Regions from separate parts of the Homo sapiens genome. Here region 2 is linked to region 1. Evidence: chromatin contacts called from ENCODE Hi-C or POLR2A ChIA-PET data. All regions are on one chromosome and are shown on one strand. The core of a region is the stretch at or near the end of the contact, and the rest is flanking DNA. Distances in the headings are between cores, read along the strand shown. Region 1 has its middle 52 kb from the start of WNT11. Region 2 overlaps UVRAG (UV radiation resistance associated).

The links. Hi-C counts contacts between places; a loop is a spot of excess contacts on that map. ChIA-PET counts read pairs that join two places held with the same protein, here RNA polymerase II (POLR2A). Pooled maps may share reads with other maps.
Region 2: a loop to region 1 is called in a map of MCF 10A, with 5 times the contacts of the local background. The contact joins two enhancer-like sites. A Hi-C loop is called at or near these places in 14 of 168 maps with a recorded cell type or tissue (GM12878, GM18951, GM23248 and 11 more), 1 of 37 single-sample maps with no recorded cell type and 4 of 50 pooled maps. POLR2A ChIA-PET finds 5 or more read pairs at or near these places in 7 of 52 experiments (AG04450, HCT116, WTC11 and 3 more).

The regions. Positions count from the first base shown.
Region 1 is chr11:76,151,454-76,156,977 of GRCh38, reverse strand. No RefSeq gene overlaps it. Among named protein-coding and RNA genes, the nearest start is that of WNT11, 52 kb to the left of the region's middle. RefSeq lists enhancers at 3,440-3,499, 4,400-4,489, 4,141-5,021. Within about 2 kb of position 3,522, at least 13 of the 41 ENCODE cell types and tissues checked have a DNase peak (open chromatin) inside an H3K27ac peak, as active enhancers do; they include GM12878, where a contact is called at or near this core.
Region 2 is chr11:75,917,246-75,922,572 of GRCh38, reverse strand. All of the region lies in intron 6 of UVRAG (UV radiation resistance associated), which reads right to left. Among named protein-coding and RNA genes, the nearest start is that of UVRAG, 100 kb to the right of the region's middle. Within about 2 kb of position 2,837, at least 3 of the 41 ENCODE cell types and tissues checked have a DNase peak (open chromatin) inside an H3K27ac peak, as active enhancers do; they include GM12878, where a contact is called at or near this core.

The sequences.
Region 1 (5,524 bases), core at 2,273-4,772:
CCCTTGGATCAAGCAGGACAAACTCAGCCTCCCTTTCAGCATCTAGAAAACCCCTGCTCCCACTCGTCCTTCACAGCCCAGGCCAAACATCATTGCCCTTTGAGGTTTTCCCTGCTCCCATCTCACTTCCAAAGTTCAGGAGCTCCCACATGGGGCAGTGCAGTCAGCCATTTTTCTCTAATCTATTCTCCCTATCTATTTTCAGACCAGATAATTTCTGTTAATCTGTCTTCAGGGTCAGGTAGTCTTTTTTCTGCCATCTCCAATCTATTGTCTAGCCTAGCCAGTGAATTTTCCATTTCAATTATACATCAAGTATGTGTGTGTGCATTTATATTTCTCTGTTGAGAATCCCTTTCTTTTCACTCATTAAGACCACTTTTTTGGCCAGGTGCAGTGGCTCATGCCTGTAATCCCAGCACTCTGAGAGGCCAAGGTGGGTGGATCACTTGAGATCAGGAGTTCGAGACCAATCTGGCCAACATGGTGAAACCCCGTCTCTACTAAAAATATAAAAATTAGCTGGGTGTGGTGGTGGGCACCTGTCGTCTTAGCTACTCGGGAGGCTGAGGTGAGAGAATCACTTGAATCTGGGAGGCGGAGGTTGCAGTGAGCTGAGATCGCACCACCACACTCCAACCTGGGTGACAGAGTAAGACTCCAACTCAAAAAAAAAAAAAAAAAAGCCACTGTTTCCGAAGTCTTTGCTAAATCCAACATGCCAACATGCATGCCACTGAGTCAGTTGCTGTTGTTTGCCTTTTTTGTTTTCCTGAGTGTAAGTCACATTTTCCTGTTTTGGTGCAGCTTGGAAACTGGGTTTTTTTCGTGCTCCTCTGATGATTGCTGTATTTATTCTGCTGGGGGGTCGTTTGCCTGTTTCAGCCGCACATTCTGTCTCCTCCACAGTGCCGAGCAGCAGAAACCTCTGCTCCGCTCCCACAGCTCCCACTCATGGCTTTTCTCAGTGTGGCTCCCAGGGGTCCCCTGCAGCTATCACTGGGCAGTCATCCAAGGATTGGGAAGTTTACATTCAGATTTTGGTGCTCACTTTTCGATGGTTCCCTTGCTTCTGTGGATTTTCCCCTAAATTTTCAGCTGCTCTACCAGGCTTGGACTCTGTTCTCTGATACCTCAAGGCAGTAAGACTTTTCACTTTCTGCTGGCTGCGCTGTATACAGGTTGGGAAATTCACTCACTGTTCAAAAAGCAGGACACTCACATATTTTACCCAGTCCAGAGCTGCTCTGTCTTTCGAGGGTAACTTATCTCCAGTTCCTGCCTGTTTTTTTTCACCAGGCCCTCTAGCATTGGAATATTTGGACAGAATCTGTGCTCGGGTTTCGGGCCTGAGGCCTCCTGCAGTTATCTCACTGCCAGGATGTCCCCTTTGATGCTCCAGCTGCCCTTACAGTTCTGAACTCTACTCTCTACCACCTGCTCCAGCCTCGGGGGTGTGAGAGTGCTGCCATGATTCTTACCTCTTCTCTTTGCCATTTTTCAAGAGTAAACTTTTTTTCCGGCTTTTGTCTTTCTAAGACACTTTCCAGGGGCTTTACATACTTTTTTTTTTTTTTAATACTTTGTCTAGATTCCATAATTGCTATCTGCAGGACAATTCATGCAGCCACGTCATACCACTGCCATTACAGGAAGTTTCTCCCACTGCACTCTTTTGAAAACCTAGGCTGGCCACAGGCGGTGGCTCACACCTGCAATTCCAACACTTTTGGAGGTTGAGGCAAGTGGATCACTTGAAGTCAGGAGTTTGAGACCAGTCTGGCCAACATGGTGAAACCCCGTCTCTACTAAAAATACAAAAATTAGCTGGGTGTGGTGGCACGTGCCCTGTAATCCCAGCTACTGGGGAGGCTGAGGCAGGAGAATCACTTGAACCTGGGAGGCGGAGGTTGCAGTGAGCTGAGATGGTGCCACTGCACTCCAGCCTGGGCGACGAAGCAACACTCCGTCTCAAAAAAAAAAAAAGAAAAGAAAACCTATGCTAGAGCATGTCACTCTCCATGCTGACAGCCCTTCCAAAGTTTCCCATTGCACTGAAGATCAAGTAAAAATTCCCTAGTGAGGCCTACAACACCATACAATAAATAATGTAGGGATTATTTCAAGGTTAAAAATTCCTGTAGAGACCCCCTAAGGTTGAAACCTGATTTTTCTTTGTAATATCGCCTAAAGAAGTCTGTGCCAAGGTGGGATCTTTTCCTTCTCCCCCTCTTTCCTGAAGCCTGGCACACACTGAACCCAGAAGTCAGAGGGGGCATTTGGGAATGCAGCCGTGGTGGAGTGAGAGACAGAAACACTTTGGGCACAGTGAGGCCAGGAGGGACCCCACTTGGCGCTGCAAATGGTCAGAGTCTGTCTGGTGGATGCGCTGCCAACAGGAGCCACAGCCCCTTCCACAGCCTGGACCCTCCAGGGGCTGAAGAAAAGAAAAGAAAAGGTTGAACTCAAAGAGGGAGGGAAACCCAGGGGTTAAAGGCATCAGGGGAAATAGTTCAGGGGCCAGAGAGTCTAGAGGAGAGGGCCTAGCCACAAAGGGCACCCAAGGATCTAGAAGGAAGACCCAGGTTGGGGACGGGTGAAGCCAGCCCTCCCAGGGCTTCCCACCTCCTCTCATAGGGTGGGCAGCTATGGCACAACCCTGAAATAAAGACTGTTTCCATGTCCTCCTGGGTCCTGTTTTTTCCGGGTGGTGTGGAGGACGGATGATGAATTGCAAGGAAGAATTATTATAGACTGTTCCATTCTTCCATTTTCACTCTCGAGAACATTTTACAAACTAAAAACTAAATATAAACTAAGGTCTATAGCTCTCCCACAACCATTAAACCAAAACAAGTTTACAAATTAAAACCACACAAAACTACTAAGCCAATTAAATTCATATTAGCAATATTAACGTGGTGGATGATATTTTGCTGAAACTAAATCACTGTCTATCCTGTGACCCTGGCAATCCTGCCACATGCCACACTGCCAGTTCCTCAGCCTTTAACATGCCCACACTACAGGTCAATGACAACTTATTTCTCTCCCTCCGAATCTCTAGGGCTCCTTTGTCTGGGCTGCAGGCCCCAACATCCCTGGGACTTCACTCAGCAGGAATGCTTCGTGCGTCCAGTCGCCTGCTCTGTCCCTGCTCTGTGGCAGTGAGAGCAGCAGCCGAGGCTGGGGTGTTAGTCATTCCTTTGACTCCTTCACCAATTCCCCCATTTACTGCCTCCAGGGCAGAGTGGATACAGCCCAGAACGATAAAGGGAGTTGAAATGCTGCCTGTCTGGAAAGCCAAGCTTTCCCCACAAGGCCAGGCTTTGTTGAGCAAGGAGAGGATGTGTGACTTCTGACCAGACAGAGCCTGGAGGACTTTGAATGTACAACCATCAAAACAAGCAAACAAACAAAAGCCATAGAGGAGAGAAAAATACACGCTGGTGATGATGTAGGAGTCTTCTCACCTTTGAAAGAGGAAGTGAAGGTGTGAACAGCTGCAGTGGGGGCTATTTGGAAGGCAGGAAGCCCAAAGTCAAAAGATTCGTGGAGCTGGAGAGAAGCACTTCCTCTCCGGTCCCTGTCCCCTTCTGGGTTCTAAATGGGAAACAGGGACCTGACTGCCCAAGGCCTGCCAGGAAGAGCCAGGCAAGCCTTCATAGAAGTCCTCCGTGTTCCTCAGGGTGCAGGACAGCCAACCAGCAGAGTAGAGAAGTCCATGCAGGTGGCCTGATCTCAGCAGTGAGGGAAAGTGGGCTAGGTGGCTGAGCCCCAAGGGAGCCGAGTGGGCCTTGCCCTGGGGCACAGGGTCCCAGGGTGAGAACCAAGGAAGGGCCTCTGCAGTGGGGCCGGCCCCTGACACCCAGATGAGCCACACCACGGGCAGGTCAGGAGACACTTGCCTGAAGCCTGGTCCCTGGGGCCAGAAGGGGTGAGGTCAGGAAATTTGGGGAATTTGAGCATTTACCCCCTAGGGGATAATCTTTAACTAGAGATGAATGAGTTGCCTTGAAGTGGTCAGATAAGCGTTTTGCTGCCAGCGGCCAAAACAGGTTCGGGTGAGGACAGTTACGGGGAAATAAAGTGATATTTCTGCACATTAGGGTTGTGGCTGTAAATTACACCCCATCACATGCGGTGGCTTCCTTGTGCCAGCAGGATGGGCCGGGACTAAAGCTGAGTCTATGGAGGCAGCCAGAGGGGTCAGGATGCACTTTGAAAAAAAAAAAAAAAATCACCAGGCAGTTTTGGGCGTTTGGGAGGGGGTGAAGTAGTGAAAAAAAAAATCATCAACGCTGAAATACAAAATACAATCATCAGGAAACACCCTGGGTAGGAGGGGCGCCGTCTGTAGATCCCTTGAGGAACTCGGACCACCGCCCGCGCCTCCTCCGCGCGGTGGCCCATCGCCCAGCTCCAGCCTCTGAATCCTTCACAGGAGCCGTGCTCTTCTCTACTCCAAGCCCCTGCACAGGCTCTTCGCTCGGCCTGGCATGGGCTGTGTCTGGGTTCAGGTCTCAGTTTACAGCTCACTTACCCGAGGCTTGCCTGAGATCTTTCCTGGTCGCCCGTGGTTTCCCCAAAGCGCCACTCCATGGCTGTTCAGCCAGTGCCGACCGACAGGGGGAGCCCAGTCAACGTGAGAGGCAGGAAGGAATGGCGGGAACGGGGCCCGCAGGGCTGAGGTCAGGCAGAGACGTGACTCAAAGGTCCTGATTTCAAGTCCTAGCTCTGTCACTTTTTAGCTCTGTGAACTTAGCCAAGACTAACTTCTCCGGGTCCCAACTGCTTCCTCTGTAAAATGGACACTCAACACACCAAGACGAATCTATCCAGTTTTCCTGAGCACAAGCTGTGCCTTAAAATCCCGCGCCTGCCCCGTGGGAGCTCATGGGCTACTGAAGGTGACAGATAGGGAAACATACACGTAGGGACATGTAGGAAGGGCTGTGCTGGAAGCACACACAGGTAGTGGGGGAACACAAAGGAGGGAGAGTGGGTGGGTGGAGAGTGGGGAAGACGTCAGAGAGGACTTCAAAGAGGAGAAGAGGGTAGCTGAGCTCTGGCATACAGGTGGACAGAGGTTTGCTGTGGGTTAGGGGGGAAGATTCTAGGCAGAGACATCATGGCGGCAAAGGCCCCAGGGCTGCAGGAGCAGGGCGTTCTGGGAATGGCAAGTGCATCCACCTGGCTGGAGGGCAGGGTGTGTGCCACAAGGCACAGCGGACTCCAGTCACCTGTCATCCATCATCCATAGCCAATCTTGTTTCCTCCACACCCCATTCACACCCTATCCCCAATCCCAGACAGATGCATCTCATCTGTAAATATTTCTCTATGCATCTAAGCAACAAAGACTTAAAAAACCAAAACCACAATGCTATTATCACACCTAAACAAATAACAAGTCCTTCATATCATATTTAGTCAGTGCTTCCATTTTGATTGTCCCTTAATTTCTTTTTTTCAGTTTGTTTAGTTTACAGGAACCAAGCACGGTTCATAATGGGATTGATTT
Region 2 (5,327 bases), core at 1,588-4,087, 230 kb after region 1:
TACTTTTCAACATTATTCTGAAAGTTCCAGAAGGTTTAGCAAATGCAGTAAGTCTAGAAAATCAGTATAAACATTAGAGAAGAAAAGCCTATCCTTTTACTGATGATAATGTGTATGCCAAAAAAGGAGAGCTTTCCTTAAAAAAACAATAGCAATAAAAACAATTAGATATATTACTAAATATAAATAAGATTTTCCTAGAAGTATAGCTTTTCCTTATAATAGCAGTAAGCACACAAGAATGGAATGGAACACCTATTTTATACAAAATACTGTAAAAACTATAACATACTTAAGAACAAATGTAACAGAAAGCCAAATGACCATATAAAGAGAACTACAATCTTGTTGAAGGAATAAAATAAAATATAAACAAATGAAAAGACACCATGTTCTTGGATGGGTATACTAATATAAAATGACATCTTTCCCAAAATAATTGTAAAACTTCAACTGATATAAAAATTTCGATTAAAATTCCAATAAGATTGGTCTTTTAAAGTAGGATAAAATAAGCTTAAAGTTCACATAAAAGAATAAAGTTCTGAGAATAGCCAAAAATAGTATCAAAAAGAAGAGTAGCAACAGGACGTGCCTTACTTGATTTTAGACCACACAAAAAAATCCCCTGTAGTTAAATCAATCTGAAAGTTACAAAATACACAAAAGGATAAGATAAACAAAAAAAGAGCGAATCCAGAAATAGATCCCAGTATATATGCACTTTTAATATATTACAAAAGTATTATTTAAATTCAGTGGGAAAAGAAAGGTGCTGGCACAATGAATTCATCTATGAAGAAATAATTTCTACCTTACAAGATATGGACTATCTATACTAGATATCAGTGTGCAGATGGGTGGATTAAAAGAAAAAAAAAATAAATTGCAATTTGTATTAAATATTTAATTTAAAAAGTAAAATAATATAAATCTCAAAGTTAGCAAAAAATATCTATAGAAGCAAGGTATAGGAGAGTCCTCTTCAACTCAAGAGTGCCCAGAAAATATAAAACAGAAAACAGAATTACACGATACAACAAATATGAACTTTTTGTATAAGGTATCATAAGTCAAGATGTAATTGTCAGATTTGGGAAAAAAATACCAAGTACTCTTAGGAACTTATGAGAAAAATGCAAGCAACTCAATTTTTAAAAACTAGGTAAAGTAAATGAATAGGCAAATTCACAGAAGAATACCCTAAATAGCTAATAAGCTTAAGAAAACATGTTAAATTTCACTTGTAGCTCAAACTAAGTACTTGCACCAGGCTGACAAAAATTGAAGTAATACTGAGGTATCATTTACACTCATCAAATTAGTAAAAATCATAAAAATTGATGATGGCCATTGCCAGCACAGAATCAGGGTAAGGAGTAATGCCATTTATTTTGTGCCCTTTGGGAAAACAACCTGATTATCTCTAACAATTGAAACAATACATACCCTTTGACTCAGAAATCCCACTGCTGGGAATGTAATCCATGGAAACAAAATCATCATAAAAACAAGGTTATATATGTGTATAAATATTTCCTTCAGTAATGTGCATACTGTCAAAACAAACACGCATTAAAAACCAGAGCCAGAGTAAATATTATATTAAATGCCTATCAATAGGGTAGTGGCTGAATAAATATGATATAGCCTCACCACTGACTATTATTAAGCCATTTAAAAAGTGAATTAGAGGAATGTATGCATAGAATATTGAACAAGAAACCCAAGTATGTGTATCAACTCCAATTTTATAAAACAATTTTAATTTTATAAATTAATTCAAACCATATACATAAACCATAAATTATATAGAAAACATATATAAATGTATCTATAAATCATATCTATGACATATAGAGAGACTATGGGAAAAAATACAGATGGATACATATCAGATTGTTAACATGGGTGAAGGGTGACTAGGGGTCATGCGGACCTATGTTCTGTGTTTGGGTGGTTTGCTGGCAGCGGAATGGGGGAAAAGGGCTTAAAGAAGAAGATGAGCCAAAAAGTACAAGGAAAGGGGAAGGAGAAGACTTCACCCTATAATTACTCCCGTATTTTGCTTAAATCCTATTTTTGTAAAACTGTGTGTGTGTGTATATGTGTGTCTTTATGTGTATGTATACATACATAGATATATTTATAGTATATGTAGAGACGGATGAATAAAGAAGAATAAAATGTGCTGCTGCACATAAATACAAATTTTGCTCCACCAAAACTCACATTAAATACCAAAATTAGCCAGGCGTGGTGGCTCACACCTGTAATCCCAGCACTTTGGGAGGCCGGGGCAGGTGGATCACGAGGTCAGGAAATTGAGATCATCCTGGCTAACATGGTGAAACCCCGTCTCTACTAAAAACACAAAAAATTAGCCAGGCGTGGTGGCACGTGCCTGTAGTCCCAGCTACTTGGGAGGCTGAGGCAGAAGAATCGCTTGAACTGGAGAGGCGGAGGTTGCAGCGAGCCAAAATCACACCATTGCACTCCAGGCTGGGCAACAGAGCGAGACTTCGTCCCAAAAAAAAAAAAAAAAAAAAAAAAAAAAAAAAAAACCAAAATTATTTTATTTTAAATTTTGATTGAAAACCTTCCTAAATCTTCTATGTGCCTGCTTTCTTATGAAGGCTCTCATAATTACACTTTTCTATTTTACTGATGATTTGGCACCAACATGGCATAATAGAAAACAGCACGTGCACTGGAGCCTGGCAGACCTTTCTTCAGACCTGCTTCCACACTTAACCAGCCTGTGGCCCAGGCAAATCATCTCACCATTTTAAGACTGCTTCCTCATCTGTTAAATGGAGACAGCATTATTAAAAACTAAGACAGTGCACTCATAATTCTCGTGAGTAACTTGAGTTATGAAATGCAATACAGACATGTGCTTTGGCCAAGTTGGCTAGCTATGTTTTTTTCTTTAGTTGGCCTCTCCTTACAGTGAACTGTTTCTCCTCCTCTCTCTTTTTACATGAAGTAGTGAGACAGGGCTGTTTAAGAATCCAAACAGTGACTACAAAGGTAGGACAGTAGCTAATATGATTTATCACTCAGCTATATTCCAGAATCAAAGAGTATAACAGAGCAAACTATCAGCTTTCGCTTCTTGCTGTCAGTGTGTCTATTTTAACAGTAATCCTCTTAATTCCTCCCCTAACTTACTTAAAATAAGCATACAGAAACTGGGTAAGAGCCTAGTCTCTATTAAGAAAAGAAAGTACACGAGTTTTAGCACATAAACTTTGTAAAGTCTGCTTACAGTTGGGTTCTTAGCTGTATTCTGTATAACTGCAATTACCACTTAGAGTCCATTAGGCAGGGAGGAAAAAAAAAAATCTCTTCCTGCAGCCTAAAAGTTGGTTATCACATCCATAGTTTAAAGATGATAAACAAAGTTATACCTTATACTTCTCATCCCATCTCTTCTCTAAACACTATGCTATTGATAATTTATTGGTTGTGAGCATTTTCCTGTTAAAATTGGAATTTTATAGTTGACAGTACTTTCTAGCAAAGTGCGGGGAGGGGAATTTGCTTCTAGAGAGCCAAATAAAGGTCTTCCCAAAACACTTATAGAAAGAGTTGGATTGAAAGTCACAAAATCCTGAAAATCTCACCACATGTTGTGTGGAGAGCAGGGGCTGAAAGAAAGCAACAGCTGAAGGCTCACAGACCTGATTGCATTTTCATCACCTTTTAAATATTAGCCTAGAAATTTTTTGCAACTCTCATTTTACCAGATGGAAACCATTAGGAAAAACAAAACTTTAGTCCTCTAGTAACCTGAACAATAGTTCAATTTGATCAATAGAAATGGCATTTATTATCTGTTTAACATATATATGATACACACTGCGATAGGGCTAATACAAAGACTAATAAAACAAGGATTCTTGCCTAAAGGTGCTCTCAGTTTGGGGGTGTTGAGATGAGTGGAGGGAAAATCAGACAATGAAGAACTATTTATAACACAGTAAGCACTCCATAAATGATAGTTATTGATTATACAAGTAGGGAGTGGGAGGACTTTGAAATAAAGACCTTGGTCCCTAAGGGCATGTATTGCTAAATGTCCCTTGAATATCACACTAAGAAGTGTGAACTTTCTCCTGTACATGATATATCAAAGCTTTCTAAGCCCAGCGAGTAAGAAAATTCATGTATCTTTTTTTTTTTTTTTTCTGAGACGGAGTCTCGCTCTGTTGCTCAGACTGGAGAGCAGCGGCGCGATCTCGGCTCACTGCAAGCTCTGCTCCTGGGTTCACGCCATTCTCCTGCCTTAGCCTCTGGAGTAGCTGGGACTACAGGCGCCCGCTACCATGCCTGGCTATTTTTTTTTTTTTTTTTTTTGTATTTTTAGTAGAGAAGGGGTTTCACTGTGTTAGCCAGGATGGTCTCGATCTCCTGACCTCATGATCTGCCCGTCTCGGCCTCCCAAAGTGCTGGGATTACAGGCGTGAGCCACCACACCCAGCCCACGTATCTTTTAAAAGATCACTCCAGCAGCAGTGTAAAAGATTGTAAGGATTTAAGATACACTGGTTTATATGATAGCCTCTGGAGCTAGACTGCCTGGGTTTGAATACAAATTCTAACACTAGTTTGTGTGACCTTGGTGAAGTTACTTAACTGCTTTGTGCCTTAATTTCTTCATCTAGGAGATAAGGAAATAGTCTAGGAAAATACAGATTAAAAACAAAGAAGGGTCGACAGATGAGACATCTTGCCAAAGAATCAATATGGTTTATCATCAACTATATCTATCACCAAGGGAAGAAAAATTAGAGAAACCAAAAATGACTAAGATTACTAGCTTGGGAGACTAGGATGGTGATAATACCATTAGACAAACCAGGGAAAAGAAAAGGAAGAGGAGTATTAACGCGATGAGTGTGGCTCCAGACACTTTGGGGTTGAGGTTCCTCAAGGACAAAAAAGTTCAAATATCCATGGTGGTTGGAAAATGCAGACTGGAAATCCAAAAGAGAGGTAGAGCTAGAGATATAGATTGAAGAGGTATTAACATGTAGATGTGTTGGTTGTAGCTTTAGTAACACAAGAGAGTACCTAGGGAAAAAGAGTAATACAGAAGAGTCCTAGTAAGCTCACAAGCCAAAGGAACTCCAACAATTAACCAAGAAGTATTGGTAAGATAGAAGGACAGGAGAAATATAGCCATAAGAAATAATCCTTTCCTTCAAGAAGATTTCAATGTCATTAAGGAGAAAAGACACACACATGTTAAATATTTTTTATTATGACTGTTTAGAATTAACAAAAGCAACTTTGAAAGTAAAACCACCTTTGCAAAAATT